Linked DNA regions of Mus musculus: region 2 is linked to region 1. The links are chromatin loops, found by intact Hi-C in ENCODE. Cell type or tissue: heart. All regions are shown on one strand. Links, peaks and the distances in the headings refer to the core of each region. The heading gives the core; the rest is flanking DNA.

Region 1 (15,601 bases), core at 3,154-11,153:
TCTTAAGGCTCTGAGTAAGACATGGTCAGGGAAGTGTTCACCGTCCTGGTCCGCATGGCCACTGAGGAAGAAAGTGACAGCCTTTTATGAATTAGGAGCAAACATAACTGTGAACACCACTGGATATCAAAGTTCTGTGCAAGTGAAAAAGTGGGGGCCTCGGGGTATACTTCAGTGGTATAGCATTTACCTGGCATGCACAAAGCCCTGGGTTTAATCCCCAGGGCTGTGTTAATAAGGGATTATTAATGAATGCATAGGCCTGCACCTTAGGTTGGGGTCTCACTGGAGAGAGTCCCAGGGATGCTGCTGTCAGAGCTGGTCCCTAACATAGCAACATTCCCACATGGCTGTGGTGGCTTGGGAAGTGTGGGGGGCTGGCTGCTCAGGGTGGAGAGTGTTTCTGAGGCAGAATCAAGGGGCCAGGAGGAAGATGGAGAGGGGCCCAGTGCAGAGAACCCTGTGGAGCCCTTCAGGGTGGTAGCTAGACCACCTACGTGACACTGGTCATCTGTGAGGTGGCAGGCTGCTTGACGCTGAGGTCACATGGGGTAGGAGATAAGGCTCCATTTTCAGGGAGAGAGACAACAGCTCCCTCTGGGTTCTAAGCCAGTGAGGGAACTTGCTTGGGCCTGAGCAGACAGCCATTGGTGGCCTCTGGGAAACTCTCTTCCTGTCTCTGATGCCTCTTGTGCCCTGTGGCCTGCCTAACTGAGGTGTCTGCCATCTCTTACAGGGAGAGGTTGTGGAGTATGTGGACGACTTGTTGGAGACGGAAGAGTCTGCCTAGTCCACAGGGGCTAAGGAACCTCTCTTCCGAGTTCCTCTTTCTTCAAGTGCCTGGGTTGTTGATACCTCACAGCCTTTTCTTCTTAAAGTAAGAAGGAAGCCACCATCTCTCCCTACCAAGGTCAAGCCTGACTTCCCCTTGTTCACACTCAGTATTCACGCTTGTCTTCATGGTTACACGTCTTCATGCCTGTCTTTCCCTTCACACATGTGTTCCCGTCATCTAGTCTGTCCTCCTCAAAGTCACGTTCGTCTCCCCTCTGATCCCATGTGTCTCCCCCATGTTCAGAAAGACAGTCTTCTGTGGTCTGCTTTCTCATCCCTGAAGAAAAATCAGTATTATTTTTTAAGTAAGAAAAACACTAAAAGATGATAAATATATTTGGAGAATTTCTTTGGTCTCTCCGTCCTTCCAGACGTTCCTCTCCTTTATGCCACTTGTTAAGGACAAAAGGTGGCAGAAGATAAAGGCTGAGGTCGGGGCCTCAGGGTCACCTTCACTTGGTTCACTTGGCCTGACCTGAGCTCCATCTTGCTCACAACAACTGAAGGTGGCCTCTGCTCAGTTCCTTGGAGTCCTCAGAATACACCAGGGGTTACAATGTCATTTAATGTGAACAGTACCCGGTTATAAGTCTCAGGGTTAGAAATGATACAGGCCAGGGGTGGATTTAGCTTTCTTTATTCTCCTAAGGACTGTGGGGTTCCTGTTCCACCTTAGGCATTTGACTGACAGCAGTGGTCCCATGTGGAGTCACCAAAGGAAAAGCTGCTTCTGTTAGTTCCTGGTCTGGGAGCTGCAACAGAATACTTGACACAAGCGACTTCGGAAGGGTTTGTCTGACTCTCAGTAAGAGGGCGGACTCCATCATGAAATGATGTCAGCGGGAAGTCACAGTGGAGACATGAGATCATGGAGGTGGGGGGTCACAGTGGGGTCAGGAGGTCACAGTTGGGGAGGGAGGTCACGGTGGGGGCAGGAGATCACGGTGGTGGTGGGTGGTGGGAGTTCACACTGGTGGGATGTCACAGTGGGGGTGGGAGGTCACGGAGATGGGAGGTTGGTGAGAAGTGGTGCAGGGTGGGTTTGGGAGGGGACGTCATGGTGGCAGGAGTCACAGCAGCTTAAGTTCATGATGGAGGGAGGTCATGGCTGCTGGAGCATCTATCTGTAGGCAGGAAGTAGAACGCTGGCGATAGGCTCACTTCTCTCTATTCCATCTGGGATCCAGCCCCTAGACAGGCCTAGCTGCATTTACCGTGGGCTTTCCCACCTCAGGTAAGGAAACCTAGGAACCCCGTCTCAGGCCTGGAGTCTCAAGTCTTGGGTGATTCTGGATGTTGGCCTTTGATGTTAACCACCCGCCCTGTCCTCACAGCTTGGAGTCTGCAGGAAGAGGGATGCTCATGTGTTTGTAGGAACCGCGGTGTCCTAGGTGTAGGATGCTGTAGTGGCTATTCCTGGTTGTCACCTTGACTATATGTGGAATGAACTGCAATCCAGAATTGGAAGGCTCACCAGTGACCCTTATCTGGAGGCTGGGAGATAGAAGTTTCTGATCTGGATCTTGGTATGGAGATCTTGAGGCATAGTGGCTACAGATTCCAGAAGATTAAGACAGGGAGATCTCTGAGTTCAAGGTCATCTGGGATTAAAGGTGTGGTGGAACACACCTTTAATCTGGGCTACACCTTCTGCTGGAGACCATATAAGGACAATGGAAGAAGGGAGTCTCGCTCTTGCTCCTTCACCTGCTTGCCAAGTACAAACAGCAACCGGTACAGTGTACAAGGCTCTGGGTTTGATCCCAGCGCCATGTCAAGCAGACGTGCACACCCGTTATCCCAACACTCAAGAGGTGGAGGCAGGAGGATCAGAAACTCAAGGTCATCCTGAGCTATATAAAGAGTTCAAGGCCAGTCTTGGGTATATGGAACTCTGTTTCCCCCCACACACATACTATAAATAAAACGTAAACATATTGAATAAATAAAATAAAAAATGGGTCAGAGCCATATATGTCTAACCTCATCAATGGGAGCTGGGGACAGGGAGATTCCCCAAGACTTGCTGGCCAGCTAGACTAAAAAAATAGAGGACTCCAGATTTGGGGAGAGACTCTGCCTTAAAACAAAACAAAACAAAAAGGTGGAATGAGGTAGGGGTGGTTCAGTGGGCAAATGTGCTCGCTCACCTTCAAGCCATGAGGATATGAGTTCAAATCCCCCGAGCCTACATAAAACCCAGGTGGGTATCATAAGCCTGTGATGTTCCAGTGCTCCTACAAAGGGAGAGACAGACAGGAGACTCCCCAGAAGCTCAAAGACCAGCAAGTCTCATGTATTGTTGTAGGAAAATAATGAGACATGAAAGGCAGGGACCATGGCCCAAGGATGTCATGTCATTCTGGGTCCTGCTGTGTTCCAACTCCTTCACTCAGTAAACTTCACTGAGGTCAACCAGTTGTCCTGAAATCTACAAGTTGGTGTTACTCACCCTGCTGAATAAATGGCTGGGTTTTATTTCTAAACTGTACTTTAAAACACAATACACAAGATCAGATGACAAAACCTTTCTGTAAATGTTATGTGAAACAGATCAGTTGTCCTGGATCCAGGTAGAGATATTCAAAGATGTTGGGTGAAGTCTTGGGCAGGAATGAAGAGGTTAGGTTTGCTACTATTGGCATTTACTGATGGACCACGATGGAAAGATTGCTGATGGACATGTTCTCTGCTCTTCCTTTTGTCTTTTTTTTTTTTTAAAGGCAGGGTCTCTGTAGCTCTGGTTGGAACTCTGTAGTCCAGGCTGGCCTTAAACTCCGAGATCCACCTGTTTCTGACTCCCTACAGCCTACATACCCCAAGGTGGTCTTAAACTTAGCAAGTAGCTGAGGCTGACCTTAAACTTCTCTCCAGAGCCTCTTAACCTCCACCCCTTCCTTGTGTGCTGAGGTTATGTCATTAGACACCTGGGCCAGCTCTACATCGTTTATGCATGTGTGTGTGTCATGTGTATACTGCTCACAGAAGCCAAAGAGGGCATCAGATCCTTTGGAACTGGAGTTAGAGGTGGTCGTGAGCGTCCATGTAGGTCCTGGGAATTGAACCTGGGTCCTCTGGAAGAGCAGTCAGTGCTCTTAACCACTGAGTTCCCTGATTATGGGTTAAGCAGTAGGGACTGGGTGAGAGGATGGTTTACTATGCAGAAAAAGCTACAACACTGGCCATGGGTTGCTCGAAGAAGGAATCCAGACCTTGAATCTCTAAGGTAGGATAAGAAGACCTACCACAAGTATCTGAAAAATACTTGATTTTTTTTTTTAAGAGACAGGGTCTTGCTATGTTGCCCAGGCTAGTCTATAATTCATAATCTCCTAAATTGCTGGGATTACAGATATTCATCCTCATGTCTGGCTCACAGAGGCATCTTTGAAGGAATGAAAGAGTAAATTGTTCTGGCATGGGGAAGGAGGAAAAGTCTGAAGTAGCTCACACCCAAACTGCTCTCCAAAGCAGCTTCATGACCACTCAGAACAGAAGACCTATTTCCCGAAGCACAGCCCCCAAACACAAGGGGGCGCTGGCCCTCTGCCAAGCGATGAGGAACGAATGGCTTGTCCCAAGTCCTCTGAAAAGACACCATTGTTGAGTGCACACACACACACACACACACACACACACACACACACACACAGAGTCACAGGCACACTCACACATGCACATACACACACACACAGAGTCATAGGCGCACACACACATGCACACAGGCATACACACACACACACACACACACACACACACACACACAGAGACACGTCCCCATTGTGTCAGTTTCTTAAGAGTGCCCAGGAGACCACTGCTGCTGGGAGATTCTACAGAAAAAGCAGAGAGGTGATTTTTCACTGAAATTAAATCTTATTGCAAAGAAGATTCACAACGTCACGGGTTACTTTATTCTATGTCTGTTATGTTTCAAACCTGGGACAAATGGCTGAGATGCCTGTTTAACATATCAAAGCAGACCTGGCTGCCTGGCTTCTCCCTGCACCTGTTACAGGGTCCTCCTGGCTGGCAGACCCACCCTCTACCTTGAACTCTCCAGGACAGGGAGCTGGGCTGCTCTTCCCTATGTGGTCCAACCATTTTGGTTAACTGCCCTCTGCATCTTTGGGCTTCCTGGATGCTGCACCTGGTTTTCCTCTCGCTGCTCTTCCTTCCCCTCACTCCTCTCCTCACATGGCTCTGTTCATATCCACTCTGGACTCTCCCAGATATCCCTGCTTCTAGCTATTCTTTTCCACATAATCTACAATAAACCTCCTCCACCATACCGAGGGAGCAGTCATGTTCTTTTTCTTTTTTCATTTAGTGTCCAATTTGCTTTTAATTAATTAAATAATAATAATAATAAGGTGAGGAGATGGCTCAGCAAGTCAGATTCTTGCTGTTAAACCTGATGTCTTGAGTTCTACCCCTTGGGTCCACATGGTGGAAAGAAGGAAGTGGCTGCCACAGGTGGTCCCCTGACTTCCACCCATATGCTGTGGTGTACATACACACGTGGTACACACACAGGTACAAAGAAGGTGTCTCTAAAGGCTGTGAGCAGCATCAGTCAGGATGAATATAAATGTAAATATTGAGAAGGCATCTCAGCACCAGAGTAATTTAATTAAACAATAAAAGTTCACTCTCATGGCCCCGAGGGTTTTTATTTTGATTTTGTGTTTTGAGGCAGGATTTTACTATGTAGCCCTGGCTTTTCTGGAACTCACCCTGTAGAAGGCTGGCCTCGAATTCATGTATCTGCCTGTCTCTGCCTCCCCAATGCTGGGATTAAAGGTGTGTACCACTATATCTGGCTTATCCTATAAATATATCTTATGATTTATTTATTCATTTTATGTATTTGAGTACACCATCACTGTTTTCAGACACACCAGAAGAGGGCACTGGATCCTATTACAGATGGTTGTGAGCCACCATGTGGTTGCTGGGAATTGAACTCATGACCTCTGGAAGAGAAGTCAGTGCTCTTAACCGCTGAGCCATCTCTCCAGCCCTTATCCTATATTCTTAAGTATGTCGTAAAGTGAAGTCGCATCGTCATGAGGGACAGGAGATTAACCATGATTGAACTGACACTATCCAGAGTAGGAGACACTGGTCCTCATTCTAGCTGCCTGGAAGCCAGTCTTCTGCTAGCAGCCTTCAGATGAAGATGGAGAACTCTCGGCTCCTCCTGCACCATGCCTGCCTGGATGCTACCATGTTCCCACCTTGGTGATAGTGGACTGAACCTCCGAGCCTGTAAGCCAGGCCCAATTAAATGTTGTTCTTACAAGAGTTGCCTTGGTCACGGTGTCTGTTCACAGCAGTAAAACCCTAACTAAGACACTCATACACAATTTTTTTTTCAAACGGTAGGTAGCACATGAGGAATGTCGCCCTAACTTGTCCTCTGGTCCCCATGCACACAGGTCTCCATCCACGAACAAATATACATGCATACACAGAGAAGCACAGAAGACCAGGTAACTAACACCCTGGCTTACTTAGCCTGGAGGATATGCTGCTGGCATCTCTGACCCTCCTTCTCTCCCCCCCCCCCAGAACCCCACCCTCAGCTTCAGGAGCCACCTTGTGTACACTTCTGCAGTGCTGCTGGAGAGGTGGTCAGGAGCTGATGTCCAGAAGCACCCAGCGCTCCAGGGTTCTCCTGCCGCCACCACCCTCCATCCTTGTCACGTTTTTGGAAAACCTATGCCTAGGTTCTCTTTGCCCTCCTTACACAGCCTTTAAAAATAGTCATTAAAAAAAAAAAGACATGCAGACATGCCAGAAATAACCAGTGGCTCAATGAACCTCTGAACAAATATGGTCAGTACAGAGATGGCCTGGAACAGATATTTGCTTGGTAACAGCTATTCACTCAGTGCCCTACAGAGGGAGTGTCTTGTGGCTATGGCTGATCAGACCAGAGGAATTAAAAAGAAAGGCTAGAGAGAGCCAGACATGGTGGAACCCCGGAACGTGAGAGGGGCAGGCTGGGGTGTCTGCAGTTCAAGGACTTCCTCAGCTGCCTAATGAGTTCGAGGCCAGTTTGCGCAGCAGGAGAGATTATCCCCCAAACAAACAAAAGCCCTTGGGAAACATGACAAACAAGACTACTACTTCACTTAAACACGATGGTCTTCTCTCAGAAGCTGTATCTGTCTTCAGGTCATCATCTTCGGGATATAGTTCATCACTGTTCAGACCCGGTATGTCTCACAACTGTTTGTACAATCAACTTATACACCATGCATTCACTACAGCTACTCCAAATTAAAAAGGCCAGAGTAGGAGAAGCTGCAGTGTTTGGCCAGGACTATTTCAGAACACATTTCCGGGAAGCTGATTCTCATCTCACAACAGTAAAAATGTATGCTGGCAAAAATGTCAATCTAGATTTCATACATACCTTTTAAAAGAGTCAGGTTTTAATCAAGTTATTTTCTGTGACGAGTTCTCTCGGATGCTTTGGGCACCCCTTCATCTAATGAAAAGAAACACATTTTAAGCATCACACACCACTTCCTATTGCTCTAATACTTCAATTAGGAAACTAAGCTGTATCTCCCTTACCTTGGTATCTTTTTGCAACTGCTTTGATGATGTTAAGAATGATGACGCCATGGTCCCTGTGAAAGGGTTCATGTGCATATAATCCGATGTCACTTAGGTGTCACCAGTACCTTCCAAACAGCACAAAAGGCCTTGCATATTTTTCTGCAAACCCCGCTGTGTAAGAACCCACCCAAACTGGGACTGAGGAACCAGAACGCACGCAGCCTTCAGCCAAGCTGCCCAGTCCCAATCTCCCCAGGGCCTAGGCTCCAATCCTGAAATCTCTTTTGCTGCTGCGCACTTCTCCCAGGTAGTTTACACCGGTACCCTAAGCTCAAGTGCGGAGGGCTGCTCCGCAGAACCGGAGCATCTAAATTTACTCTGTAACCCCACATTTTGCTTGGTCACCAGGTCGCCTAAAAGAGTAACCTACAGCGCAAAGAGAACCCTCAGCTTTCCGCGCAGGTCCCTTTATAGTTTAGGGTGCAGTCAGAGCGAGGCTGTCCTTCCTTCCTTCTGTTACGGATTGCACCCGAGAGCACGTGGGGGCGCGGCCGTTCCTGAAGCACCGCGTGGAAAAGCTGTGGGTCTTTTCTTCCCGGCCTTTCCGGGGGAGGTGCGCGCCGCCCGCCTGCCGCGTTCCTGTCCGTTGCTGCGCGCGCTCCCGCTGGCTCGCCGCCACCGGTTTCTTCCGAGTCTGGCAGGCAGCTTAGCCCTACGTGGAGTGGGAGTGGCGTCAAAATTCAAAGGAACTGCCGCAGTTGGAGGCGTTGTACCACCTGCTTCGAGACGGTTGGCGGCCTGGAGTGGCCTTGACCTCACCCCAAGTCTAACCCGGGTGGCAGCCGCTCTGCCGAAGGGACCTTGGAGGACAGAACTACACCGGTGAAACGGAAAAGCCACGCGTTTATCCTTCGTGCACTCTGGGGACGCCGCTGGTCTGCAGAGAGCCACGCTGTCCGGTGCTCCCTATCCAATGCCTGCTTGGGCGCCCAGCCAGGTCCAACCTCCAACCCAGCCCCACCCATCCCACTACCAGACTTTGGGGACAATTATACTGTCAGTATCCTCAGAAGTCATTCTGCTTCACAGAGGAGGCAGCAGGTCAAAAGCCACCAATTGGCCTTTATTTATTTTACGGCAAGATTGATTTATTTTGTGCTGGGATTTGAATTCAGGACCTTTGGGAGAGCAGTCAGTGCTCTTACCCGCTGAGCCATCTTACCAGCCCCACACCAAAGTCTTTGACCTTCCCGAAGCAATCAGTAAGAAACTTCCATCAACTCTGACCAGACAGAATTTCAGAATTACTGCAAACAGGGCTAGTGAGATGACTCACTGGATAAGGGTGCTTGCCATGAAAATGAGGCGAACTCAGTTCAATCCCTGAAACGCATGTAGAGATGGAAGGGAGAATACACTCCACAGAGCTGTCCTCTGATCACCATATGTGCACCGTGGCATGCAGGTCAACACACACATCATGCACACATGCAGTAGTAATGATAGTAAGTGAATAAAAGCCGTTTGGGTAAGAACATCACATAAGGTTTGCCATAGATAGAAGGTAGGGAATAGAATGACATATGGTAAAAGCTTGTCACAGAATCTGGTTAAGGACTGTGCCTCTGGGCTACATTTCAAGCCTGTGGTCTTAATTTGGTTCTCTTTACATCTATGTGCTCAGGTACACACGTGCATGCAGAGGCTGAAGGCCTTAGGTGTTATCCTCAGGAGCACCATTTATTCCCTTTGAGATAGGGCCTCTTACTGATCTGGAGCTCAGGAATCAGGCTAGACTGGCTGAGCACAAGTCTAGGAGATCTTTCTGTTTCTGCCTTCCAGCTCAGAAATTATAAGCATGGGCCAGCCACATTTAACATCATCTTTATGTGGCTATGGGAATCAATCTGGAGTCCCTGGGCTTGCAAAGCCAACGCTTTGTTGAGCCATCTCCATAGCCACAGTATTAGCTTTTTAAGGTCATTAGATGAATGCTTTCTTCAAAATGATTTCTAGTATGTATTTTTGATCTTACGTGTTAGCTTTCATCACAATAACAAGAGAATTCAGATCAGTGGTTCTCAACCTGTGAGTGGAGACGCCATTGACAAACCTATAGCTACAAAAATATTTACATTATGACGTATAACTAGGAAATTATGAATTAGCAGTGAAGATAATTTTATGGTTGGAGGAGCCCTACAACCTGAGGAACTGTATCAAAAGGCTGCAGAACGGGGAAGGGTGAGAACCTCTGATTTAGATAATCAACTTTTGTCAGAGAAAAATTTTGGTTGATGGTTTGAAGGTTCTAGCCCATAACTGGACTCTCCATTGCTTTGGGCCCATGGTAAGGCTGGAGGCTATTTTGGAAGTGCCTAGCAGAGCAAAAGCACTCACCTCATGGCCAGGAAATGAAAACAAAGAGAAAGAAACCAGAGCTCCAGAGTCTCCTTCAAGAGTGCGCCTCCACTGACCTGACCGCCTTGTCAGCTGCTTCTTAAAGTTTCTACCACAGGGCTGGCGAATGTTCACTGTCAACTTGGTAGGATATGGAATGACATAGATAGAGGATATAGATACAGGTGTATGTGTGAGATACAGGGAGGGTGTTTCCAGAGAAGTTGAACAGGGAGAGATCACCCCAAAAATGGATGGCATCATCTCCTGGGGCGTGGGAGTCCCAGACAGAATAACCCTGAAAACAAGGGAAAGCTAGCTGGGCATCAGTGTTCACTCCTGACTGTGGAGGCGATGTGACCAATTGCTTCTTACTTCTGCTGCCACAAAGTGAGCTATGTTTTGCCATCACCCTTTCTCCTAATTGGTAGATTGTACCCTCAAAACAGGAGCCAAAATAAATGCTTCCTTAAGTTGCTTTTCCTGGGTACTTTGTGATATTAATTAATTAATTAATTTTAGAATTCATAAAGATTTTTATTCACTTATTTTTTAAAACTTCAATTTTCCCTGGATTTAGAATAAGTTTTTTTATTTATCTTTTTTCCCTTTTTCCAATTTTTATTAGGTATTTTCTTCATTTACATTTCAAATGCTATCCTGAAAGTCCCCTATACCCTCCCCCCACCCCGTCATAGTAATTTCATGGAGATCTGAGCTAACTAGTGTCTCAAAATTACTGTGACTCCAGCCTCATAACCATGTCATCAAAGCCTGCTGTTGCTGACGTCATGGTAGGCAGTGATGATGTAGAGCAGGAACAGAAAAGAGGCAGAGTGGACCCTGGCAGGGAAGAGAATGGCGGCCCCAGTGACTCACAGAACTCTGAGATCAAGAAAAAGAGGATGATGTAGTTTTGCTTTGGAACATCCTTCTACACTGGAGAATGGACTCAAAGCAGTCCAAGCTATCTCCATATACCCATGTGCAAATTGAGAATGTTCCCTGGGGCTTTTATAATCGCTAGTTATTAACAACCTGACAGATATTCTGTTTTATCCTAGATTTCCCACATGGTATCCGTGTTCCAGAATCCAGAGAATCCGTAAGAATGCCTTTGTTCATCTTCTATAGAAATGCAGGTCTAATGGTATTCCAATTGTGTTGCTTTTTGAAAATTGGTTTTCTCTGTGGAATTCAGAGAATTGTTTGTTTATTTGTCTGTTTTGCCAGTGGATCTCCAGCTCTCTGGTGTGATTGCCATCACCATATTCATTAAAATTGAACCACAGAGGCAATTCCCTCCAAAATGACTGTTCCTGATCTATTAAGGATTGTGTGCCTGCAATATAAATGGGCTGGAAGGTTCACTGTTGGAAAGACTCTTTCCATCTTTACCTGTGTCATTTGCAGCACCATACGATATATGTCTATTGGTCTCTAAATCATCCAGAGAAAGCCAGGCCATTGTGACATATATAATATAAGCTAATCCTGACAATACTTTCTTTCTTATAATTGCAGATGGCTTCCACCCTGATAGAGAGTTGTAAGTACCTAAAATCCCTCCCTTGTTCAGGAAATATCTTAGTGTTTCATTTCTGAGAAACCTCACTCCAGGTCCCTTTTGGGAAGAAGGGTTGAAGGTTAAATGAGAGATATTGGTTCTGCCATTGACTCTCCATGGAAAATCCCAAGCAGAACTGGGATTAATTTCAAGCCAGTGTGACTTCATGTGGCACACTCTGTTCTGATTTTCTTGCAGATTTAGCCAAGGTGGGAGACACAGATATGGAAAAAGAACAGAAAGCTCTCGATAGTAAAGAGAATTTTCCTGGTAACAGAATGCCCTGAGGAGATCAACAGAAAGGGGCTCATGAAGCAGTTGGGTTGTACATTCTGCTTGCCAGGCTGAGGCAGTGGGAAAGGCATCAGTGAGATGTAGGTTGGTTTGATTCTCCTTCCAGCTGTAATGGTAACATATAGAAGCAAAGCACAGCAAGCCCCACTGGCAATTAAAGATGAGGCAGGGGAGTTGGGGGAATAGCTTTTTAAGCAAGAGCACTGACTGCTCTACCAGAGGACTGAGATTCTAATCTCAGCACCCCACGTTGCTTCTTACATCCATCCATAAAGCCAGTTCCAGCGTATCTGAAGACCTCCTCTGGTCTTGATTTGCACTGCATGCATATGGTACACAGGCACTCATATGCAGGCAATACAGCTGAAATAAATTTAAAAATAAAAGTATTCTCCCTGCCTCTAATGATACCAAAGCTCCAAGCCTTTGATTGTAATTAGGAGATCTCCTTGTGCAATGCTTGTTTGATATCTGGCGTTCACTTCTGATTGTTGATTTATGATAGAACTATCAGTGGAGTACAACTCTATAGTCACTGATATGAACCTGAATACAAAGGTCATGAAGTGGGGGCCCAATAATGCCGAAGAAGGAAATCCTCTTCCAGCTGGTCCTGCAGGATTTATCACAGCACCTCTATGGTCCTCTCTTGCCTGTTAAGTCTCTCTATAAAGGGCACTCTATGTATGGGTAGATGGCAGAGTGAGTGGTCTGGCCTCACAGTAGCACCCTCTGTAACATGAGAAATCAAGGAGCCAGTGGAAAGTTGAAGCTAATCTGGTGTGAACCAATGTGGCTATATCTTCTGCAGGCAGAGGTGAATGAGCCACTCTATTTTCTTGCAGAAGCCATGGAAGTACAGTACTGGGAACTAAGAAAAGCATCAAACACTGTTTCTCCTGGTAGGTAACTGCATTCTCAGTCTATACTGTCTTATGGGGAAGGTGTCAGAAGGGGAAAAAGCATAGAGGGAAGGATATATGTGAGCTCATTACCAGCCTGTGCTCTTCACACTAAACTGACCTGTAGGGTGAATGTGTCAAAGAACATGTTGACACCTGCATTGGAAACTCTGGCCTAGTACTTGAACTCTGGTCAAGCTATGACCTCCTTTTCAGACATCCCTAGTTCAGAGGGTGCACATATATTCCCAGGATTTAAAAGGCGTGGCCACTTGTGTTTTCTTTCCAGTGTCCTTTCTGGCTTTATCCTCCTACCTGTGTCTGGACCTCATTTTCCTGCCTTGTTTCATCAGAAATCCTTAGTTTGTCTTCCTGTGTGTCACAGCTTTCCTCTGAGCTCTCTGGGACTTTTGTGTACTTCATGCTTAGTACATTTCTCACCTGTCTTCTCTTGTCTAGAGTATGAATCAATGGAGAGTATATTCCCCAAAGTCTTTTGTGAAACCCCTGCAGTGGGGTCAGGTTTTCCTTTATTGAGAAGTAAGTAAGTAAGTAAGTATGTATTGTATGTATGTATGTATGTATGTATGTATGTATATATTTATGTATGTATGTTTGTCTCTCTGTCTGACTGTCCTGTATTCTACTTTGGATGCATTGATTCTGCCTTGTGTAAACTCAAGGACTCCTCTTTGTGATCAATGTGTCCACAGAGGTGCAGCAGCCCAACTCATAGGCTACATTGTCTGACCCTGATTCTGTCTCTTATTCACAGCCTTTCCCAGCCTCTTCCCTATTTCCTGGGTAAAATGGTGACTCTGTACTTTGTGCCTAGTATTCCATAAAACCTTTCTACCTTGTTACTGATTCTGCTAACTGGGTTGTACTGGCCACCTGATGTGACCTAACCATCTAATATGTGGTTCTCTGCATTCCCTCCCATTTTGTGCCTAAGTTTATTCAGTTGTATTCTTCCCTTGAAATTTGGCCTCACTTGAATCCCATAAAAATTTCATAGGACAGCCAAAAACCAAATGGGAAGTATATATAATGGGACATTGTTTAGGGACATGCCCAGTAAGACATAGTTGAATCTTACCAGATCATCTGGTTCATGCCTTCCCTGTGGGACAGTGGGGAAGCGTTGTATTTGCCCCACTGGGAAAAGCAGGGGAACTGAACAGAGTGGGGACAGGGTTGCTGGTCACAGCAGAGTCAGCAAGAAAAGCATTGTTTCTGATGTAAGAGGAGACCCATAGGGAACGTCCAAAAGTTGCAACCAACAAAATAACAACCAATAGAATTTTTTCCCAGACACTGTTGATATAAGAAAGGTAGGGTATGTGTTTGAAGTCACTCACCTAGTAAGGTCAACTTGATCCTTACAAGAAATACCCAACAGGGTCCCAGAGCTTTGTGCCATAATTCATTTATATTTTGAACCTATTTCTACTCTATTTCCAGCGGTCGATGTATTATTTTTAGCCCCACCAACATCTTCCTATGATGAAGATTATTATACACCCATAAAAAGAAAGAAGAGGAAAAAGAGGAGGCGCTACTACTAATTAAAAGCCTCCATTATACTCCAGTAAGTACACCACACCCAGACTCTTCAGGAACTTGAAAAGCATTGAAATGGGTTAGGGGGAGTGCACAGAGAAACAGAAACAGAGGCAGACGTTCTGAACCTCCAGTTTACCAGGATAAAGAATTGCTGTATCAAAACCTTGTAGAGTTAGTTGTCAGGAGATATTGAGAAAAGAAGGATGGATGCAGGGTGGGGGGCTGATGGTGAGGGTTTGGGGTTTGGAAGGACAATGTTAACAAGGTAGAACAGCAGTCTGAGGTACAAATCCCAAGGTGGGAAGCACTCTGGCATCCAAGGAAACGATCAGAACATGGAAAGTCCCCATGGAGGGTTTCTCACTTAGGGTCACCATTGCTGTGATGAAACACCGTACAAAACTTGGGAAGGACAGGGTTTATTTGGCTTACATAGCCTTAATCACAGACCGTTGAGAGAAGCCAATTCAGGAACTCAAACAGTGATGGAACCTGGGGGCAACACTGATGCAGAGGCCATAGAGGACTCCTGCTTACTGCTCCTTAATGGCTTACACAGCCCACTTTCTTTTTTTTTTTTTTTTTAAGATTTATTTTATTAATATATGTAAGTACACTGTAGCTGTCTTCAGACACTCCATAAGAGGGAGTCAGATCTTGTTACGGATGGTTGTGAGCCACCATGTGGTTGCTGGGATTTGAACTCTGGACCTTCGGAAGAGCAGTCGGGTGCTCTAACCCACTGAGCCATCTCACCAGCCCCCAACACAGCCCACTTTCTTATAGAATACAGGACCATGAGCCTATGGATGGCCCCACACACAATAGGCTGAGCCCTCTTACATCAATCACTAATTAAGAAAATGACCTGTAAGCTTGCCTCCAGCCTGGTCTTGTAGAGGCAATTTCTCCACTGAGGCGCCCTCCTTTCAGATGACTTTAGCTTGTGTCAAGTTGACATTAAAATAGCCAAGACTAAGGTCATGAGAGTGGAAGGCAAATATATAAGTCATGAAGTACCATGAGGTTGGTGGTACTAATCATGTTAAAGACTATATAAATAGCATCAAGAGTCAGAGTGGGGAAGTAAGGCTGAAAGGTGAGAGTGGAGAAACCTTGCCATGCAAGACTCAATAACACCCAGTACAGGGGTAAAGAGACTTGATAGAAGGAGAAAGTAGATTGTCCAGGACTTCTTTCCACTTAAGGTAGCAAAGTCTCAAAGATCTGTGGTGCCATTCAGCTAGAAACCACAACTCTACCTTGCCAGGGGTTTCTCTAGGTAAGAGTTACTGGAGGCATGGAGAGTTGGAAAAGACAGGAAGGAGACCTTGAACATAGGAAAGTGGATATTCTCAACTATGACAGATGGGCAGTGTAGTGAAGTGCTGTCAGTCACTGCAGAGTTTCATGTCTTTTGATACAACCCTTTATTTCTCCTCTGTTCATAGGCTCCAGGCCCTAGGTA
Region 2 (15,601 bases), core at 3,361-11,360, 280 kb after region 1:
ATCCCTCCCAGCTAGACAACAGCTTCTTTCTTTCTTCTTTCTTCTTTCTTCTTCTCCTTCTCCTTCTCCTTCTTCTTCTTCTTCTTCCTCCTCCTCCTCTTCTTCCTCCTCCTCCTCCTCCTTCTTCTTCTTCTCCTCCTCCTTCTCCTCCTCCTCCTTCTCTTCCTCTTCCTCCTCCTTCTTTCTCTCTCTCTCCCTCTCCCTGTCTCCCTGTCTCCCTGTCTCCCTGTCTCCCTTTCTCCCTCTCTCCATCCCTATGGTACCTATGCTATAGACTATCTGGGCTCTTCTTGTTGCCAACAGGACACATGTGCTAAAGACTACAGAGAGAGGTGATCAGGTCTTTATCCCCAACTGCTCCAGGTCTTGGCTGGACCATGGTTGCATCTTACCCCAGGCCAGAGCTCCCCAATTGCTGGGGCTGTCACCAAGTACCCTGCCAGCTCCCTACCAACCTTTGGTCCTTCTGTCAGCTTGCACATCTGCAGAGCTCTGTCTAGCCCTCCTTAATTATTCCTTTGAGAGTCTAACTGCTGAGAGGAGGGATCACTGGGTGCGATCTCTCAGACCTGATCATGCACACTCATTACTAGGGCACCATGCTCCCTGCAGGTTCTGGCTCAGCAGAGCTGGAGAAGGCCCAAATTCTATACTTCTAGCATGTTCTCCAGATTCCTTTATGATTGGCATGAGGATGGAAGGAGGAGAGAAGGGGGTCGGGAAGAGAGCTCTGTACCCCTCCCCCCACACACACAAAACCTGCAGCAGGAGATAAGGAAGCTGAGGTCAGGGTTAGAGAGAACCACAGTGTATACGCAACATGCACTAAGATATTGTCTTCAGGATTACTAGTGAATACTTTTTTTAAAAGTCCTAGTGGTGCAGGGGAGGTGGCTGGGGGCAGGAGGTGGTGTAAGATGCTTAGTGTGAGACCTGGGGTTGACCCCCAGAACTCGTATCAGGCCAGGCACAGGAGTGGACATCTGTAACCCGAGTGCTCCGACAGAGAGATATGTGTCAGAGGCAGGAGAGCTAGCCTGGTGTATGCAGGCGTGACAACAGGACACCCTGTGGCAGACGACATGGAAGGTGAGGATCAGCGCCTGAGGTTGCCCTCTGACCCCCACACGCAGTCACAGATGCACACACAGCACATGTGTGCACTCACAAGTTTAAGAAGAGGTCCAGTAATGTAGAAATTCAATACATTTATCAAGTGTTGGGGGAAATAACTTTATTTTAGATATATCAGAAGCTCTGTATTAATGAAACCCCCTCCTCTCCATTTTCATAAGCATTACCATTCTGAAAGCTTTTGCAATGACAGCTTAGGTTCCTGGTGAGCCAGTGACCCATGTATGCCCTTCCGACGAGCAGTCCTCATGCTCTTCCATATTAATTAAGATGACAGCAAATTGGTAAAATGTATGAGCTAGTGCGCTGCGCTGACTTTACAGTCCGAGTCTATAGAAGGATTCATTGACACATGTTAATAATTTATAATAAACTTATTAAGACATTTGTATTAATACCATCTACTTACGTGTTGGTATAAATTCAGTGTCCTGGGTTTAATTAGTTACTTACACCATCCCTGCATGGAGACAAAGGTTATTTACATAACTAGTCATAAAAATAGAAATGCCATCTCACAAGAGATTCAAATCCGATTTAAAATTGTACAGTCTCTGTGTTTACTCCGTCGAGTTCTTCTTTGGCTACATACAGAAAACATCTTCTTTCTTCCCTCTCTCTTCCCTCTGGAGCAGACGTGTCCTCTCTGGTCCCCTTGGGCCTTCGTGTAACCCAGTTATGGTCCATGGGATTTTGTATTGTATTATACTGTTCCGTAGCTATTGACAATAACCTGTTGCTTTCTAACACGTGAATCAGGCAGGTGACAGCACAGAAAATATATTGTGAGACCTTTTTTCTTCCTTTGGTAAAAGACCATCACCAACTTTTTTGTTTTAGGGTTAGGGTCATACCACACCCAGAGATTGAACCCCAGGACCTGATACCTGCTAGACCGTCCACCTGTGTTTCAACTGTAAAGCTACCACCAACAAAAATGTGGGTCAGGATTTCTGGTGCCATATAAAAACAGACACTCCCGTGGTGCCTCAGAAAAAAATGTGCTGGCCCTGTCACTTTCACACCTTCAAGAATGTAATTCAGATAGAAACCCATGGTGTGCTTACTTCTGAGCTAACACCCTGGAGTCAGCCAGAGGTGACACTTTACATGATGCTGTGGGATGCCGATCTCAAGTGAGACAGGGCGTGGACAGTTCTCTCCTCCCTGACTCCAGGCCTTCCTGGGTTCCAAGATCACCACAGATGACAGAGGCCAACTAACATCAATACCCATCAGAACTACCTGAAGACTGAGCTCAGGGCTGGCTCAGCCACATCTTCCACAACTCCCCAGGTGATGTGCCCCTGGTTGGATGACTGTCTAGAAACACCGTTGAGACGCCACTCAGTGGTCACTGTTATAAGCAATGGCTGGGATGGATCAGCCCAGGGACATCATATTCATGTTTATTCGCTCTCTACCAAGTAGGATCCATTTTTGATAAAGCAGTCTTTGGGTTTCTTCAAACATTTCCCCGCTTCTATATCATTCCTTCTTCCTGGAGTTCAGAGAAACAGTTAATCCTGAGAGGAGAAACCAAGAACTGGGTTTCACTGCCAGCCCTGGAGTGTGGAGTTTGTGATTCTCTCTCTAAAGACAAAACGAAAGGTGATTTTTAAAAGAGCTACACCCCAGCCTTCTATTGGAATGGGGTCAAAGCAGAGATCTGGGATTCGGGCAATGAATTCCAGGGCAGCTGGTTGAGGAGACCTTGACATGTGTGATGACGTCACCAACCCTTTAGGCACCCCCAGAGACACTTCTCAGCATATAGAAGAAAGATTTGAACTCTAGAGGGTGAAGCCTTATCCGACTCAGATCCCGGGAATTATCGGTGTGATCAGTCACAGCTAATCTTCCTCGGAGCTGCTCTGTGAGAGCCCGTGCTGATAGAGGCTACACCTTCTCCATCTCAATCTGCTGCTGGTAGTGTCTAGCCTGCCGCTGCCCAACGTTCAGCTTGTATACAGAGCTCTTGTGCTGGCACCGGCGGTAGCCCCACACGGCTCCCGCGACTACCAGGAGTAGCAGTAGACACAGGACGGTGACCACAGTGGCGATCACCGGGCCTTTCCTGAAGCTGGGACACTCATCCCCTACACACGGTGCCGAGGTTGGAAGAAACTTCTCACTTGCACCAGGCCCAGGGCCCTCCTGTCCCAAGAAGTCCTCAGACAACAGATAAGGGAAGTTATCCTGAACCTCAGGGGCTGTCACCCCTGCTGGAGGCTGGGTGGCCTCCACATCAGTCGAGGGCGTACGTTTATGTGTCGGCTGGAGGGTTGTTGTTACTGTCTCTTGGGTGGAGCTGGCCAGTTCATGGGGTGAGGTGACCTTGGGTGACGGCTGTGTGGTGACTCTCCGGGGTATGGTTGATTGAGAACTGGTCGAATCAACATCCCTGGTATGGGAACTCTCAGTCTCAGACACATTGATGGGTCCTGGAACCAGAGCTTCTACGTCGAGCATTTGAGATGGACTGATCGAGCTGTGTATCACGGATTCACTAGGTGTGACGGTGACATTCTCCGGCTCCTTATCAGGAGTCGTGAGGCCACTTTCATCCGGTCCCACTGACCCATCCCCCTTGTCCTCATCATCCTCCTGCCCAGCCTCTACCTTCCTCCAAGCCCCATCTGTCACAGGGTAGCCATCTAACCAGGAATCGTCGCTGCTGCTCACCCCTGGGTCCTCTGCCTTGCTGTCATTCCTATCCACAAATGGCTCTGAGGGGCTGTAGGTGGTGGCATAGACCAGCCTTGTTTCAGACTCCTCTGGGGCCGGTTTCTCTTCACTGTGATTGTCTCTGGCAGGAAGTGGCTCTTTGGTCTCATCTCCCTCATCCTTTCCCAGCTCTGGCTTGTGGAAAGTCTCGGCCGGAAACCAGAGGGAGTACTTCCGGTGTAGGCGGGATCGTGGCCAGTCAGTGCGCACACTGCCCCCAGCGCCTGGCGAGCCTGTGGTAGGCACAAAGGCTTTTACCTGGGCTATGTTTTCTTTAGAGACAGAAGTGAAGACCAGACGATCTTGTTTTGGTGTCTCGTCAGAGGCGTCTTCCTGAGCCTTTTCCTTTTCTCCCTCTGCCCGGGAGTCTTCCATGAGTTCCCTGAATGACACGGATCTGTCATCAGGGAAATTTTCTTCATAGTCAATGTGGGCCTCGGCCTCATCTGGGGGGAAAGAGGAGAAACTTCATTAGACCTAAAGACATGGAGTCAGTGTGAAAAACCCAAAGGGGAACAGACCATGGAGACTGGAAGAGAATTAACAACTGCTGTCACTTGGGAATCATAGTCACCCCTGAAGAATGTACACTCAGACTTTATAACTAAAATGAGAGCTTGAAATATTTGAAAAACCAAGCATATGTCTATATACTAGAAAACAACTTTTTCCACCAACCAAGCAACATACATGAGCTGGTCTGAGGCCCCAACACATATACCGCAGAGGACTTCGCGGTCTAGCTTTAGTGGGAAAAGATGTGCCGAACCCTTAAGAGACTTGAGGCCCTAGGGAGTGGGGAGGCCTGGGGCGTGGGATGGGGCGGTGGCGGGGGCATCCTCTTGGAGATGTTGGGGGAAGGAGGAATGGGATGAGGAACTGTGGGAGAGCAGACCAGGAGGAGGGTAACAACTGGACTGTAAAAAAAAAAAAAAAGTAAGGTAATAATAATTGTAAAAAGAATAAAGGGAGATTATAAGACACAGGAAATCAAAAACTTCCTCTCATGAGTCATCACCCACACTGGGGTGGGATTTATGGTGGTGCAGCTGCTCTTACATCACTCATGTTCCTATAAATGACTCCAATAAACGCCAATTAAAAAAAGAAAAGCAAACAACTTTTTAAAAAAGATTTTTAGAAAACTAACAGTTTTAAGGCTACCACTTAGAATAGCATACAAAAAAATGTGGTATGATAGTGCATGCCAGTAATTCCAACAATTGATAATGAGGCAGAAGGGCTGTGAGTTTGAATCTAAGCCATGTAGTGAGACCCTGTCTCAAAAGTGGAGGGTCAGGGAGCAGAGGATGTAGCTCAGCTGGGAGAGTGCTTGCTAGCATGCATAGCCTAGTTCACTGTGACAAATACTGTGACCTTGGTCAGCTCACACTTCCAGGTCACAATCCATCATTTTGGGAAATCATGGCAGGAACCTGGAGGCAGTGGCTGAAGCAGAGACCATGAAGGAACGCTGCCTTGCAACGAGCTCTCAGGCCATGCTCAGCCAGCTCCTCCGTCTCCATCTCCCTGACTCCAGCTCCTGAGACAGGGTATCACTGTGCAGCCTCGGCTGACCTGGAACTCACTATGTAGACCAGGCTTGCCTCAAACTCATATTTACCTGCCCCTGTCTTCTGAGATCAGCTAACTTTCTTACACAGTGCAAAGCCATGGTGTACTGGGCTCTCCCAGACAGCTATCAATCAAGACAGCGACCCACAGGCCAACCTGCAAGGCAATTCCATCTTCCCAGGTAATTCCAGCCAAGTACAAACAGCAACCGGTACAGTGTACAAGGCTCTGGGTTTGATCCCAGCGCCATGTCAAGCAGACATGCACACCCGTTATCCCAACACTCAAGAGGTGGAGGCAGGAGGATCAGAAACTCAAGGTCATCCTGAGCTATATAAGGAGTTCAAGGCCAGTCTGGGGTATATGGAACTCTGTCTCACCCCACACACATACTATAAATAAAATGTAAAAATATTGAATAAATAAAATAAAAATGGGTCAGAGCCATATATGTCTAACCTCATCAATGGGAGCTGGAGACAGGGAGATTTCTCAAGACTTGCTGGCCATCTAGACTAAAAAAATAGAGGACTCCAGATTCAGGGAGAGACTCTGCCTCAAAACAAAACAAAACAAAACAAAACAAAAAGGTGGAAGGAGGTAGGGGTGGTTCAGTGGGCAAATGTGCTCGCTCACCTTAAGCATGAGGATATGAGTTCAAATCCCCCGAGCCTACATAAAATTCAGGTGGGTATCATAAGCCTGTGATGTTCCAGTGCTTCTACAAAGGGAGAGACAGTTAGGAGACTCCCCAGAAGCTCAAAGACCAGCAAGTCTCATGTATTGTTGTAAATAATGGACATGAAAATAATGAGACATGAAAGGAAGGGACCATGACCCAAGGATGTCATGTCATTCTGGGTCCTGCTGTGGTCCAACTCCTTCACTCAGTAAACTTCACTGAGGTCAACCAGTTGTCCTGAAATCTACAAGTTGGTCTTACCCTGCTGAATAAATGGCTGGGTTTTATTTCTAAACTGTACTTTAAAACACAACACACAAGATCAGATGACAAAACCTTTCTGTAAATGTTATGTGAAACAGATCAGTTGTCCTGGATCCAGGTAGAGATATTCAAAGATGTTGGGTGAAGTCTTGGGCAGGAATGAAGAGGTTAGGTTTGCCAGTATTGGCATTTACAGATGGATCACAATGGAAAGATTGCTGATGGACATGTTCTCTGCTCTTCCTTTTGTCTTTTTTTTTTTTAAGGCAGGATAGCTCTGGTTGGAACTCTGTAGTCCAGGCTGGCCTTAAACTCTGAGATCCACCTGTTTCTGACTCCCTACAGTCCTACATACCCCAAGGTGGTCTTAAACTTAGCAAGTAGCTGAGGCTGACCTTAAACTTCTCTCCAGGGCCTCTTAACCTCCACCCCTTCCTTGTGTGCTGAGGTTATGTCATTAGACACCTGGGCCAGCTCTACATTGTTTATGCATGTGTGTGTATCATGTGCATACTGCTCACAGAAGCCAAAAGAGGGCATCAGATCCTTTGGAACTGGAGTTAGAGGTGGTCGTGAGCGTCCATGTAGGTCCTGGGAATTGAACCTGGGTCCTCTGGAAGAGCAGTCAGTGCTCTTAACCTCTGAGTTCCCTGATTATGCATTAAGCAGTAGGGATTGGGTGAGAGGATGGTTTACTATGCAGAAAAAGCTACAACACTGGCCATGGGTTGCTCGAAGAAGGAATCCAGACATTGAATCTCTAAGGTAGGATAAGAAGACCTACCACAAGTATCTGAAAAATACTTGATTTTTTTGTTTTGTTTTGTTGGTTTTTTGTTTGTTTGTTTGTTTTAAAGAGACAGGGTCTTGCTATGTTGCCCAGGCTAGTCTATAATTCATAATCTCCTAAATTGCTGGGATTACAGATATTCATCCTCATGTCTGGCTCACAGAGGCATCTTTGAAGGAATGAAAGAGTAAATTGTTCTGGCATGGGGAAGGAGGAAAAGTCTGAAGTAGCTCACACCCAAACTGCTCTCCAAAGCAGCTTCATGACCACTCAGAACAGAAGACCTATTTCCCGAAGCACAGCCCCCAAACACAAGGGGGCGCTGGCCCTCTGCCAATCGATGAGGAACGAACGGCTTGTCCCAAGTCCTCTGAAAAGACACCATTGTTGAGCGTGCGCGCTCACACACACACACACACACACACACACACACAGTCACAGACACACTCACAATGCACACAGGCACACACACATACAGAGTCACAGGCACACTCATACAGGTGCGCATGCACACACACACACACACACACACACACACACACACCCATTGTGTCAGTTTCATAGAGTTCCCAGGAGACCACTGCTGGCAGATTCTTCAGAAAAAAGCAAGATCAAATCTTATTGCAAAGAAGATTCACAACGCCACAGGTTACTTTATTCTATGTCTGTTAAGTTTCAAACCTGGGACAAATGGCTGAGATGCCTGTTTAACATATCAAAGCAGACCTGGCTGCCTGGCTTCTCCCTGCACCTGTTACAGGGTCCTCCTGGCTGGCAGACCCACCCTCTACCTTGAACTCTCCAGGACAGGGAGCCGGGCTGCTCTTCCCTATGTAGTCCAACCATTTTGGTTAACTGCCCTCTGCATCTTTGGGCTTCCTGGATGCTGCACCTGGTTCTCCTCTCGCTGCTCTTCCTTCCCCTCACTCCTCTCCTCACATGGCTCTGTTCATATCCACTCTGGACTCTCCCAGATATCCCTGCTTCTAGCTATTCTTTCCCACATAATCTACAATAAACCTCCTCCACCATACCGAGGGAGCAGTCATGTTCTTTTTCTTTTTTCATTTAGTGTCCAATTTGCTTTTAATTAATTAAATAATAATAATAATAAGGTGAGGAGATGGCTCAGCAGGTCAGATTCTTGCTGTTAAACCTGATGTCTTGAGTTCTACCCCTTGGGTCCACATGGTGGAAGTGGCTGCCACAGGTGGTCCCCTGACTTTCACCCATATGCTGTGGTGCACATACACACGTGGTACACACACAGGTACAAAGATGGTGTCTCTAAAGGCTGTGAGCAGCATCAGTCAGGATGAATATAAATGTAAATATTGAGAAGGCATCTCAGCACCAGAGTAATTTAATTAAACAATAAAAGTTCACTCTCATGGCCCCGAGGGTTTTTCTGTTGATTTTGTGTTTTGAGGCAGGATTTTACTATGTAGCCCTGGCTGGCCTGGACCTCATTATGTAGCTCAGGCTGGCCTTAAACTCAGAGATCCACCTGCCTCTGCCTCCATAGCTCTGGGATCAAAGTCATGAGCCATTACACCCAGGCAGAAGCCAGTTTTTATAAAGCTTTATTTGGTCTGAAGTCTATGGGCCAGTGCTTGGAAAAACTACTGTTCAACTCCTTCTTCTATGTGACTTATCCTACATTCTTTTGGTTTTTTTCATGTTTTTTTCAAGACAGGGTTTCTCTGTGTAGCCCTGGATTTTCTAGAAATCACCCTGTAGACCAGGCTGGCCTCAAATTGATGTATCTGCCTGCCTCTGCCTCCCCAGTGCTGGGATTAAAGGTGTGCACCACCATATCTGGCTTATCCTATATAATTTTTTTAGATTTATTTATTCATATTATGTATTTGAGTACACCATCACTGTTTTCAGACACACCAGAAGAGGGCACTGGATCTCATAACATGGTGTGCCACCATTTGGTTGCTGGGAACTCATGACCTCTGGAAGAGCAGTCAGTGCTCTTAACCGCTGAGCCATCTCTCCAGCCCTTATCCTTTATTCTTAAGTATGTTGTAAAGTGAAGTCGCATCGTCATGAGGGACAGGAGATTAACCATGATTGAACTGACACTAACCAGAGTAGGAGACACTGGTCCTCATTCTAGCTGCCTGGAAGCCAGTCTTCTGCTAGCAGCCTTCAGATGAAGACGGAGAACTCTCGGCTCCTCCTGCACCATGCCTGCCTGGATGCTACCATGTTCCCACCTTGGTGATAGTGGACTGAACCTCCGAACCTGTAAGTCAGGCCCAATTAAATGTTGTTCTTACAAGAGTTGCCTTGGTCATGGTGTCTGTTCACAGCAGTAAAACCCTAACTAAGACACTCCTACACAATTTTTTTTTTCAAAAGGTAGATAGCACATGAGGAATGTCGCCCTAACTTGTCCTCTGGTCCCCATGCATACACGTCTCCATCCACGCACAAATATACATGCATACACAGAGAAGCACAGAAGACCAGGTAACTAACACCCTGGCTTACTTAGCCTGGAGGATATGCTGCTGGCATCTCTGACCCTCCTTCTCTCCCTCCCCAGAACCCCACCCTCAGCTCCAGGAGCCACCTTGTGTACACGTCTGCAGTACTGCTGGAGAGGTGGTCAGGGGTTCCAGAAGCACCCAGCGCTCCAGGGTTCTCCTGCTGCCACCACCCTCCATCCTTGTCACGTTTTTGGGAAACCTACGCCTAGGTTCTCTTTGCCCTCCTTACACAGCCTTTAAAAATAGTCATTTAAAAACAAAAAAAGACATGCAGACATGCCAGAAATAACCAGTGGCTCAATGAACCTCTGAACAAATATGGTCATATTGACGAGGGAATTCTAAATTCAGCTTTGGGCTCATGTTTGAGTCAAGGAGGAGAATGAAGCCCAAATGGAAGAGAAAAACAGAGACTGAGGTTGATTTAAGAAACCAAAAGAACGCTGTCCGAAGTAAGAGCGGGGGTGGGATGGGGGGGTGACTCAAGGAGAAGACAGTTTGGGAGTTAGCTTCTGACCCTGCCTGCTAGGAGTTTTGAGGTTCCTGGCAGAGGTACCCCTATTCAATGGTGACACAGAAATGTCACAGGCCTCCTTTAAACCCAAGCTCTGTGAGTTTTCCTCCTATCTATGTGACACAAGCAAGTCAAGAAAGCTTTGTGGGCCCAAATTTTCCCCTCTGCACACTGGAGCTAGCCATTAGTGTATTCACACTCACAATGAGGTGAAATATGTAAAATGCCCTTTGTGGAAAGGTGCAGGGCCAAGTTGGGGTGATGGAGTTGTTCTGATTTTGAATATTTTTATTTTATGTTTGTGAGTGTTTTGTCTGTGTGGATGGAGTTAGACAGTTGTGAGCCTCCATGTCGGTGCTGGGAATTGAACCAGGATCCTCTGGAAGGATCCATGTTATTAACCATTGAGCCGCCCCTCCAAACTTAGTGTTCTGGTTTGTGATGTGAGTGTGATAGTGTGTTCACACATATGTCCACCTGGGTAACGCAGATAATTTTATATTTTAAATGGGTGTCTTGTTGTAGTAAGCGAAGCTTTAAACAAAGGTTTAGAAAGAAATCATCATAAATCCCAGTACAGAGATGGCCTGGAACAGATATTTGCTTGGTAACAGCTATTCACTCAGTCAGAGGGAGTGTCTTGTGGCTATGGCTGATCAGACCAGAGGAATTAAAAAGAAAGGCTAGAGAGAGCCAGACATGGTGGAACCCCGGAACGTGAGAGGTGCAGGCTGGGGTGTCTGCAGTTCAAGGACTTCCTCAGCTGCCTAATGAGTTCGAGGCCAGTTTGCGCAGCAGGAGAGATTATCCCCCAAACAAACAAAAGCCCTTGGGAAACATGACAGAGAAAAGTCAAGCTTGTTCATGGGTAACAGTTTCTGCTGCCAGGCCTGGAGAGTCCTACTTGGGGGCAGGACACAAGCCACTCCTGCAAGCCGTCTTCTGACCTCCACAGTGTACCATGGTACCCACACTCACACAAAATCAACAAGTAATATGCAGTAAGTGCAAAAAACAAGCTTAAACAAAGGAAATAAACACACTAAATAAATAAATAAATAAATAAATAAATAAATAAATAAATAAATAAATGCACATAGATACACACACCTGTACACACACCTACATGGGTACACACACGGATACACACACATCTGTACACACACACCTGTACACACACACACACATACACACACACTGAATCAAACCATTTACTAGTCACTGGGTGCCTCATGGAGCCCGGGAAGCAGAGGATGAGGGGGTAGGAGGGAAGCCAGAAAACTGGCATTTGTGGAAGATGTGCACAGAAGTGCTCAGTGGATTTAATGACTGTAGAAATCAAGGAAGTGAAAGCTGAGAAACACGCTCACAGGAGATGTCGCTGTGACCCTTGTATTCCGTGGGTTTGGTGAGTGGGGATGTACCAGGCAAGGGGTAACAAAGGGGGTAAGGATGGGACCCGAGGGCACATCCTTCCCGCTCCCAGACTCCCACACTCACAGACATCCTCCTGCCTCTGCCTCCTGAGTTCTGACATTAAAGATGTGTGCCCCCCATTGATACATTTTAATCTCCATGAAAACCAGAGAAGACAGAACGGTGGCCCTGGCAAGCAGAGAAGGCTGTCCAAGGAGTGGCAAGGGCTGGTTTTGCTTACTCAATTAAAAAAAATTAATTCATTAATTTTCTGTGTATGAGGGGATGGTGACAGCACTTGAGTAGAGGTCAGAGGACATGTGGGTGTCAGTTCTGGCCTTCTACCATGTGGATTATGGGGATTGAACTCCAGTCCTCAGGCTTGGTGGTTTTACGCCAAGAGCCATCTCATCAGCCCTAAGTCTTTTTTTTTGGGGGGGGGGGGTTGTTTTTTTCGAGACATGGTTTTTCTGTGTAGCCCTGGCTGTCCTGGAACTCACTTTGTAGACCAGGCTAGCCTCAAACTCAGAAATCCGCCTGTCTCTGCCTCCCGAGTGCTGGGATTAAAGGTGTGAGCCACCACTGCCTGGCCAGCCCTAAGTCTTCTTTCTTCTTTGCCGCCCCCCACCACCTTCTCTTCTTCCTCTTGCTCTGGCCCCACTCACTGTGGGCTCTGCTGTCTTGTCATTTAAAAAACAAATTGATTGTTTAAGATATTTAAATGACAAAAGGACTTGAGGAGAGCTGAGGACAGAACACTCCTCTCAGCCTTCCAGAGTCTTCATTTGCTGTCCTGAAAGAAAGAGCACTGTTTATCGCCTAGACTTAGCTTAGGTGTTCCTGGGGGGTGGGGGTGGGGGTCCTGCAAGCCCTGACCACCAAGCTAACTGGTCTGCTGTGTTCTCCCTCAGTTGCTGGGGTTTTGTAGCATTGGCTTTAGAGGCCCGGTCTGGATCTAGCTCTGCAGTCTTCCATTCTCCTGTCCAAATCCACACATGTTGGTTTCCGTTCCTGGGTTGGCAGCTTTGTCTGGCGTGCCTCTCTGCTGTGCTCAGTATCTAGTTATAACTGGTCGTTGCTCTAATTACAGAAAACCCTCGATGCTCTGCTCTGTAAGCACGGGTACCACAGATCTCCTTGCTGTGTCTGGTTCTGACGATGCCAAACCCATGTCCTTCTTTTGGGTCATTTTTCTTGCCACTGGCACAGTGAGACTGGTCCCCACCCTGGTCACACAAACCTCCGGATGACTCCTAAAGTGTTTCTGTGGTTCTCATGGCTCACAGCCCCTCCTCTCTCCATTCTTGTTTTGTGTCCTCTGTTGTCACCTGTCCTTAGGATGGAGGGGTCCTGTGGCCCCCACCCCTGGCTCCAGAAGAGGTCATACATACATCCTGTGTGGCCAGAGGGGGAAAGGATGGTGATGGCAAGAAAGGCTGAAGCAAAAAACCTGGGAACTAAAGCCTTTAGCCCTCACCTCCATGGCAAGCGCTAAGACTCCAAAAGGCCACTGGAAACTTCTGCCCCAAGTTCCATATGTGTGTTGAGTTCTTGGTTTAAGACTGAGGCCATCCCGGTCTACAGAGTGAGTTCCAGGACAGCCAGGGCTACACAGAGAAACCATCTCAAAAAAAAAAAAAAAAAAAAAAAAAAAAAGACTTTCTCTTGTAGCCCAGACTGGCCTCTAGCTTGCTGGGTAGCAGAGGTGACCTTGAAGATGAAGCCTCGTTTCCGTCTCCCAAGTGCTGGGGTGGGGGATGTATGCTACCATGCACAGTTTCTATCTCATGTTCCCCAGGCTAGCCCAGAATTTACCAAGCAGCCTAAGAACAGCCTTGGACTCCCACCTGCAGAGACCATGGGTGTGTGTCACCACACATAGTTGGTGTGGCCCTGAGGAGCTAACCCATGGCCTCACATGTGCTTGGAAAGCACAGCACTGCCAGTTGAGTGACACCCCAGTCTTACTCTGTATCTTTTCATGTGACCTAGGCTGGCCTTGAACTTGCTATTCCGTTCAGGATGCCTTCACCTCCTGCTCCTCTTGTCCCCAGCTCCCAAGGGCTGGGGTTACAGGCATGTGTCACCATGACCTTGGTGAAGGTTTTCTGAGACACCACACACACACACACACACACACACACACACACACACACACACGCTTCTTACTGGGACACAGATACCGTACATGCTAAGTCTTTAGCTTAAGAGAAACAGTAGCCTTCTGTCCACCCAGCCAAGTGTGAAGACCAGAATCCTCTCTGACTCCTCGCTGCAGTGAGAAAATAAACACCTTCCAAAACACACAAAACCTGCATTTAGTTCTCCTCCTCCTCCCTGGGCCAGTAAACCACCCATTTGGTAGATGGGTGTGGCTCACTGGAAGGTGCGACTTCAGCGCCTCTGGAAAATATTAAGAGTCTGGGTGAGAATGGGCGCCAGACGGTTGATACAGCAGCACCTGTCTGCTTCTGTAACGTTAGTTACTGGGAACTAACAAGGAGAGAGAGCGGCCCTAGGCACGTCTGTAATCATTTCACAGGCAACTTTCAAATCTATGCTAACAAACATTGCATTTATAATGGAAATCCATTTTATTTCACTTCATTTAATTTTATTTACTTATCTATCTAATATCTATCTATCTACCTATCTAATACCAAAAGTTTGTAATAGCTCATAGAATTTGCAGGTGGTCTATGGCTAAACCACCCTCTGAAAAGTTATAAAATAAATGTAAAGAATAACAAAAGCACACTCGTCAAAGCGTGCTCTGCATTGAGACGAGATTTAGCCACACGCTGGGACAGAATCCTTATTTTTAACAGTTCTGTTTAAGGGCTGGGGGTGTAGCTCACTTGGTAGGGTTCTTGCTTAGCATTCATGAGGCCCTGGGTCCTATCCCTATGCCTGGATAAACTCCTGTCTTTTAATTCTTTAGCTGTCGGAGAAAGAACCTGATCAAGCCCGTTGACTGAACCAAAACTATGTCTCAGGAAAAAAGAAATTAAGGGCTGAGCATGGAGGTACACACTTTTAAACCCAGCACTCTGAAGGCAGATGGATCCCTGTGAGGTTGAGGCCAGCCTGGTTTACGTAATAAGTTCCAGGACAGTCAGGGCTACACAGAGAAACTCTGCCCGCTCTTCCCCACTCAAAAAGAGAGAGAGAGAGAGAGAGAGAGAGAGAGAGCAGAGCAGAGCAGAGCAGAGCAGAGCAGAGCAGAGCAGAAAGGAAAGGAAAGGAAAGGAAAGGAAAGGAAAAGAAAAGAAAAGAAAAGAAAAGAAAAGAAAAGAAAAGAAAAGAAAAGAAAAGAAAAGAAAAGAAAAGAAAAGGGACCAGGCCAGGAAATGGCTCAGTGGGGAAAGTGCTCACAGCATTGAGGTCAGAGTCGGAGCCCAGCACCCACAAGGTGGAGGGAAAGAGCGCTGCATGCTGTCCCGTGACTTCCACTTACATGCCACGGTGTGTATGCACTCCATATACACATTAATAATAATGAAAAAGTAAACAAAACAAAAGTATGGCTTTAATGTGTGTGTATTTGTGTTGCTAGAGACCAAACACGGAGCTTCACACATGACAGACAAGCACTTTATAAATGAGCGTTACCTCCCAAGCTGGGAAGAATAGAACATATTAATAACCATGAATGTCCCATAAGAAAAGCAATGGTATGTAAGTAAATGTCTTCCTTCCTTCCTCCTTCCTCCTTCCTCCTTCCTCCTTCCTCCTTCCTCCTTCCTTCTTCCTCCTTCCTTCCTCCTTCCTTCCCTCCTTCCTCCTTCCTTCCCTCCCTCCCTCCTTCTTTCCTTCCTTCCTTCTTTCCTTCCTTCCTTCCTCCCTTCCTTCCTTCCTTCCTTCCTTCCTTCCTTCCTTCCTCCTTCCTTTACTCCTTCCTTTCTGTTAGCTTGTTTTTGTTTGAGACAGGATTTCCTTGAGTAGCCCAGGCTGTCCTGGAACCCTCTCTGTATATAGACCAGGCTGGCCTCAAA

Evidence for each region. Peaks named below come from ENCODE experiments on the same cell type or tissue, not always from the same donor. Only the 100,000 strongest peaks of a DNase experiment are listed, where the experiment ranks them.
Region 2: a loop joins it to region 1, with 15 times the contacts of the local background. A loop is called at or near these places in 8 of 42 quality-filtered maps.

Annotation. Positions count from the first base shown.
Region 1 is chr9:114,360,718-114,376,318 of GRCm38, reverse strand. 4930520O04Rik (RIKEN cDNA 4930520O04 gene) reads right to left here and starts at 7,995. Exons shown (of 3, transcript NR_040383.1): 1 at 7,835-7,995; 2 at 7,256-7,330; 3 at 1-61. It overlaps Crtap (cartilage associated protein), which reads left to right. Exons shown (of 7, transcript NM_019922.2): 7 at 737-1,188. The coding sequence ends at 790. 4930525D18Rik (RIKEN cDNA 4930525D18 gene) reads left to right here and starts at 11,692. Exons shown (of 6, transcript NR_040738.1): 1 at 11,692-11,745; 2 at 12,511-12,567; 3 at 14,032-14,158. In heart, for the core only: a CTCF peak has its summit at 6,731; a DNase peak (open chromatin) is centred at 8,088; H3K4me3 peaks cover 1,158 bases; H3K27ac peaks cover 952 bases.
Region 2 is chr9:114,084,343-114,099,943 of GRCm38, reverse strand. Susd5 (sushi domain containing 5) reads right to left here. Exons shown (of 5, transcript NM_001101510.1): 5 at 1,211-4,307. The coding sequence ends at 3,034. Among named protein-coding and RNA genes, the nearest start is that of Gm29825, 26 kb to the left of the region's middle. In heart, for the core only: no CTCF peak of the experiment used is centred there; no DNase peak of the experiment used is centred there.